Regions from separate parts of the Homo sapiens genome. Here region 2 is linked to region 1. A link is a contact called in ENCODE Hi-C or POLR2A ChIA-PET data. All regions are on one chromosome and are shown on one strand. Each heading gives the region's core, a stretch centred on a gene start or an enhancer-like site at or near the end of the contact. The rest is flanking DNA. Distances are from core to core; before and after follow the strand shown. Region 1 holds the start of PDE1C (phosphodiesterase 1C). Region 2 has its middle 80 kb from the start of PDE1C.

What was found. A loop is a pair of places that touch in the nucleus more often than their neighbours do. ChIA-PET counts read pairs that join two places held with the same protein, here RNA polymerase II (POLR2A). Pooled maps may share reads with other maps.
Region 2: a loop to region 1 is called in a map of heart right ventricle, with 4 times the contacts of the local background. The contact joins the enhancer-like site here to the promoter of PDE1C in region 1. A Hi-C loop is called at or near these places in 37 of 168 maps with a recorded cell type or tissue (Calu3, IMR-90, Right ventricle myocardium inferior and 13 more) and 19 of 50 pooled maps. POLR2A ChIA-PET finds 5 or more read pairs at or near these places in 1 of 52 experiments (AG04449).

What each region holds. Positions count from the first base shown.
Region 1 is chr7:32,068,896-32,071,885 of GRCh38, reverse strand. It overlaps PDE1C (phosphodiesterase 1C), which reads left to right and starts at 1,479. Exons shown (of 18, transcript NM_001191057.4): 1 at 1,479-1,593. The coding sequence starts at 1,493.
Region 2 is chr7:32,148,785-32,151,774 of GRCh38, reverse strand. It overlaps a transcript of PDE1C not described here. Among named protein-coding and RNA genes, the nearest start is that of PDE1C, 80 kb to the right of the region's middle. Within about 2 kb of position 1,579, at least 3 of the 41 ENCODE cell types and tissues checked have a DNase peak (open chromatin) inside an H3K27ac peak, as active enhancers do; they include heart left ventricle and heart right ventricle, where a contact is called at or near this core.

The DNA of each region.
Region 1 (2,990 bases), core at 230-2,729:
TGAAATAGCCCCTGGTGGTGGCTTCACCTAGAAGGAAGTTTGACGGACCCTTCTGTGATGTCGCTTGCAATCATCTTGGGCATGGATTCCCCCAGTCTTTGGTTCCTCTCTTCATCTGTCCTCCCTCCCTGACTCCCAACTTCATACCTGGTCCCGTTCTTCCAGAGCATTCTACCTTATTGACATTGTTCATGAACTAGGGGAACCCTGACAGTGAGTTGCAGCTTTGTGGAGCTGAAACTTTGTCACCATCCACAGCCGCCCAGCCAGCACCCAGGAGGGACCCTCTTGAGTAGCGTGTGATATTGATCTGAAGAAACTTACCTCCTCACTATTGGTATATTTTCTCCTTTTCTTCCGCACAAGAGAGAGAGATGGGGGTGGGGGGGTGAAAGGGAGGGAGGGAGGGAATGAGGGAGGAGAGAGAGCGCGAGCGAGAGAGCCCCTTTAGCAAGAAAACATCAAGAGTTTTTGAGTGTGGTGTGTGGTTCCCTTCGTCCCCATCAGTCGCTTCAATATTTCAAAATGGATCCGGTTCTGTGGCGGGTGCGAGAGTGAGGCTGTGGGGGACCTCCAGGCCCAACCTCCGCGAAGCCTCGCGGCTTCTGCGTGCCCTGGCCCCGGGAGGATAAGGATTTCCCTTCCCTCCTACTTGCGCGCGGAGCCGAGCTCTTGTTGAGGTGAGGGTTCCGGAAGCCCACGCAGCTCCGCAGGTCGGTGGTGGCCGCGGCTGCCCTGCGGGGGTGAGTGTGCCCGGCCGGGGTCGGAGCCCAGCGTGTGCCCGGCAGACGGCGGTGCCCGCGCGCCCCTCCCTCCGCGCCCGCGGTGACAGCCCAGACACCAGCCCGGGCGCTGACAGACGACTTTTCTCACTTGTCAGTTTTCTCGCTTGTCAGCAGAGCTGCTGGTAAGTGAGAGAAAACAGAGGGGCGCGAAGGCAGGCGCGGCCAGGGAGTGAGCGGGGCGCTGGGCGCGGGGCGGAGCCGGGTGCGCGGCGTCCGGGTCAGGCCCCACCGCCCGCGCCGGCTCCCGCTTTGCTCAGCCGCCGCTTTTCTCTCCCTTCTCACTTTCTCTCCTCCCCACCCAGCCCTCCTTTTCACCTCCAAACCCTTTAGCTGCGCGCTGATCGCTTCTGTGGCTTTGTTTGGGGGTAGGGGGAGAATACGAATAGACCCGAGGTGCTTTCTCTTGGAGCTGGAGTCCAATCCCAATCCCTATCTCTATCCCTATCCCTGTGCTTATCCCTGGGCATTAGCCCGGGACCATGGCTGGTTCCCGCAGCTGCCTCCGGAGCGCACCTGGGGCCATGGTTTGCCGCGATCGGAGTCCGCTCTAAGTCGGAGTCTGGGGGCGCAGAAGGGGGAGCGCGCCGAGAAAGTGCCGGGCAAACGCGCGCCGCGCCTGGCTGGGCATCGCGAGCTGGGCGAGGAGACGGGGAGGGGACAGCCCAAACTATCTCAGCTTCACCGCCAGTGGTCACCTACCTGCAGCTATGGAGTCGCCAACCAAGGAGATTGAAGAATTTGAGAGCAACTCTCTGAAATACCTGCAACCGGAACAGATCGAGAAAATCTGGCTTCGGCTCCGCGGGCTGTAAGTATACCTATTTACTTCTCCTGCCCCATTTCCCGCTCCCATCCTTATTTTACCACACAGCCGCAGTCACGACTGCTCACCCTGTTCCTGCATGGGCCTTTAAATACAACCCTAGAAGTTCCACAACTGCTGCTCTGTTAATTACAGTCACTGCTACTTTTCTTCCAACACAGAGAGGGTTGTCTTTCTGTCTTAGAATGCCTTGCTGTTCCAAGTCATGCTTTTTTGGGGGGAAGGAGAGATGTCCTTTGATGAGTCAGTTATGGTGGCCCAATACTCAATGAGGTGTTTCTGATCCTTTTTGCCCAGGGAGAAAAGTTTGAGACCCAGACAGGGACTTTTAATTGAAGGAAGAATTTTTCTCTGCAAACTGCTTGCATACACTTGGGCAGGTGGTCCAAGAACTTACCAACAGTTAAAATTCAACATGCATTCTGGCTGCTACATTTCTTTTTTCCCTCTCCTTAGCCCAGTCGAACTTCTGATATTTCCTGGGGTTCTTTTTGGTGGAGAAATGTTTACTAGAAGGAAAGGCTCTTGTGGAGAAAGGGGGGGCAGAAACGATATTGGGGTTTTCTTGCAATATTTGAACAATGAAATAGAGTGGCCAGAATTCTAGTTGCCCTGATGGATGGAGATCTCTGAATTTCATTCACTTCATTGGGTTCTGTCTGTTTTTGGGTACTGAGGAGAGGTGACCTGAAAATACATGGTATTTTCTGTAAAAATATTTCATCATCAGTGAACTGCTGGTCACTCCAGTCAGGAGCTTGAGGGATAGCTGTATATTCACAGCTTGCTCCTCAGTCACTGGGCAGGTCCCAAAGACACCTTCCATTACTACTAGATACTACTTTCATCAGTCATTTGGCATCAGATATCTAGTGTGGTTTAAAAATATGGCTTTTCTCCAAGCATATTCTCTAGACATTCTGTTTCTAACAAGGGCACTGATGGGAAAACCAGCTTCCTGCCAGTTTGTTTGTTTTGCTGCTGTTATTGTTTTTGAAAGCACACACACAAACAAAAGACAAATAAAAAATGTGTTGATCTAAGTTAGCTTGATATTCAAAGTTTCTAAGGAGAAGCATTAAGGTAGTATGTGTTTCTTTAAGGGGTCCTTATTGACAGGTGCAATTTATAAAAGCCATTCCATATATAGTCCAAGTGAGCTTCATTGCCATTGATTTCAATGGGAAACCATGCCAAATAATTTGATTTTTGACTTGTCTAGCCACCGCTAGTGGAGACTGTAAATTTATTTGGAAACCTTGTCTCTGGCTGGCAGGCTTTCCTGACAGTTTAGATGCCTGCAACGCAGCAGCTCTCGGAGTGGTGTTTACAGTAATCTCATGTTATATTTAGTGAACATTACGTCCGATTGTATTGTGCTG
Region 2 (2,990 bases), core at 330-2,829, 80 kb before region 1:
CTTCCTGCCTCTTCATGCTATCCCCAGTCTGTCCCAGGCAGCCATTGATTTGCTTTCTGTTGCTATTGATTATATAGATTAGTTTGCATTTTCTAGATTTGTATATAAATGGAATTATGCAGTATGTATTCTGTTTTCAAATCTGGTGTCTTTTACTTAGTATAACTACTTAAAAAGCCATCTATGTTGTTGCATGTATGATCATTTCTTTTTGTTGCTGAGTAGTATTCTGTTGTATGGATATACCATGATTTATTTATCCATTCAGCTGTTGGTGGACATTAGCATTTGCCAGTTTCTGTAATATAAATATTCCCACCATTTCGAATTTCAAATTTCCAAAATAGATTCACAGAATGGAGTTGGGAAGAGATGCACACAATTAACTCTCAGGAACTGTAAGAGACAATCTGCTTCATAAAGGCTAGGAAATTAGTTCTGGGCAATAAATAACTATGGAGTGAAGGGAATTGAAGTATTTCATGGGAACAGTTGGTAAGTGGAATATCTTTGTCTTGGGGAGTCCTTTATCATTCTGTTTGTGGGGGTGGGGCTGGTTCTAACTTAAAAATAGCTGGTTTGGGGACTTTGCACATGTGATTGCTAAGAAACACTATTGTGTTTACAGAGACCGTTTGGTTTGAAAGAAGGTTTATTGCTTAGGAAATAAATACTGATTATTGGCCAGAGTAAGTAATGTTTTTAGGATTTCTTACAGATACGATTCTTTGAAGAATAGGGACCTCATCTGGGAAAACATTTTGTTTTTGAGTCCCCAGAGACCTAGGTTTGAATGGGGACTTTGTCATATAGAACTCATGCAAGCTGCTTCCTCCTCTCAGCATTAGTTCTCAGGTATAGAACAGAAATACTCAGAGTTACATTGCATGGTTTTTGTAAGCATTAAAAAAAGATACTGTACTTAAAGCTCAGCATGGAGCTAGGCCCCTGCTGGTGGACTACAATGGTTGCCCCTAGTACTAGGAAGCATTCAACCAATATTTGCAAATGAACGAAGACCTAACCCTTATGTGGTTCTTAGTATGGGTCTGGTCCTATTCGAAGTGCTTTGCATACATTAACTCATTGGGAGTACTGAAACATAGTTAAGTAACTTGTCATGTTTACTTAGCTCTCAAGTGGTGGAGCTGGATTTTGAACCCCTGTAGTCTGGCCTCAGAATCCAAGGGATTAATCCCTGAGCTGTGCTTAATCTCTCAGGTGAGTTTTAATGGTTCCACCTGTTTCTCTGGATGCCCATCAGGAAGGTGTGAGATTCTGTCATCTTGGAAGATCATCTTTAACCCCAATGCACCCTAGGGAAACCCTACTGACCTTTGAAGAAAGGGAGGCTGGGATGCTCCTTCATAGGCCAGAGGGGAGCCCAGGAGGGTTTGGAAATTCTGCCAGCCTTTGGGCTGGCAAATGCAAGGGCATTTGACATTCTAGGCTCTTTATCACTGAGGACTTAATGTGGCTGACTCTCTTACACAGTGTGAGTAACATCTCCCAGAGCTGGGCTGCGATTATCCAAACATGTAAGGCCACCCAACAATGATGTGACCCGGAGCAAAGTGGCTCTGCCAGAAGCCAGCCAGGGCACTTTGGGAATATGAGCAGCTCTGCTCTGATAGTTGAGTTGAATCCGGTGCTGGGAGTCAGTTCTGCAGAGCTGTGTGACCTTGGGCATCAGGTTAGACTGTTGATTGAATATTTGCCACATCCTTCCAAAGAGGGATGATCTTTCTTGACCCACCCAGGAACTTAGATCAACAACTTAGAGATAGAGATTATCTCCTTGATTAGAGTAGAAGCCCGTTTTCCAGACAGAATGTGGGATCATTACTTTCTCTTATTTATGCTTCATTACCCACAATGGGGGTGGAGTGGGGGTGGGCAGGAAGGCTAAGCCCTGTTTGCCTGTTTGTTTAAAGACAGTTTTCTTAAAAGAAGTTTTTTGTTATAAAAGTGATACATGCACATGGAAAAGGGAAAAGGAGAAAATGCCACTCATTGTTCCTTCTTTCCAAATGTTAAAATTTGATGGACTTTCTTTATGAACGTTTAACTCCTTTGATCACATAGTATCACGTTCTAAAATTTACCATTATAACCCGCCCAACATTTCTCCCATGTTTAAACATCCACAAATATAAAAAAATTATAAATGTTCCTTAGTGGATGTACTGTAATTTAGTCAACTGTCTCTCCATATCTGGACACTGAAGTTATTTAAGTGTTTTTGCAATGTAATATAAGCAATGCCGTGATGGACATCTTTGTTCAAATAGATTTTTGTAGATTTAGAATAATTTTCTTGGGATAGAGTCTCATACTTCAGGCAGAATTTGTGGAATTGCCCAGATGAGCAGTGTGGTCTGAGATCAGAGGTGTTCTGGCTAATAATTTCTCTGTTGTCCTTCTTCAGACACTGTTCCAACCCTCCTTCACTTGACATTTTCTTAACAAACAGGTGTTAACTGTAATCGTTTTGGTTTTAGAATGTTTTGCTTTGACCCTTCCCCTAATAGAAGCATAATATCTAACTAACTTCGATGTTCATGTTATCTATTGACATAGGACGTTGGGGAGGATCCTTTCTCAGCTTTTCCTTTCTCAGCTTTACTCAGCATTCTTTGGGTACTCTGCAGTGTTTAATTTAATCTCCATACATTTGTTGATTAACTGAAGAGCAGGTGTGGTCAATTGAAGGTACTTTAATTGGGAGTCAGAAAATCTAGGTTCAACATCTGGTTTTGCCATTTTACCAATGTCTTTACACATAGCGATGAACTTTTCTGAATCTTGTTTTCCACCTGAAAAGTGAAAATATCTTTCTCAGTGAGTGCTTGTGAGATGATTAGATAATAAGCTTGGTAAACTGTACAGTGTTATGTAACTGAAATCCACAATTATTGTCATATATGCAAAGTGGCCTCCTGGATGCTGTGGGTAACACTAAGATGAACAATTCATTGATTTATTTATTC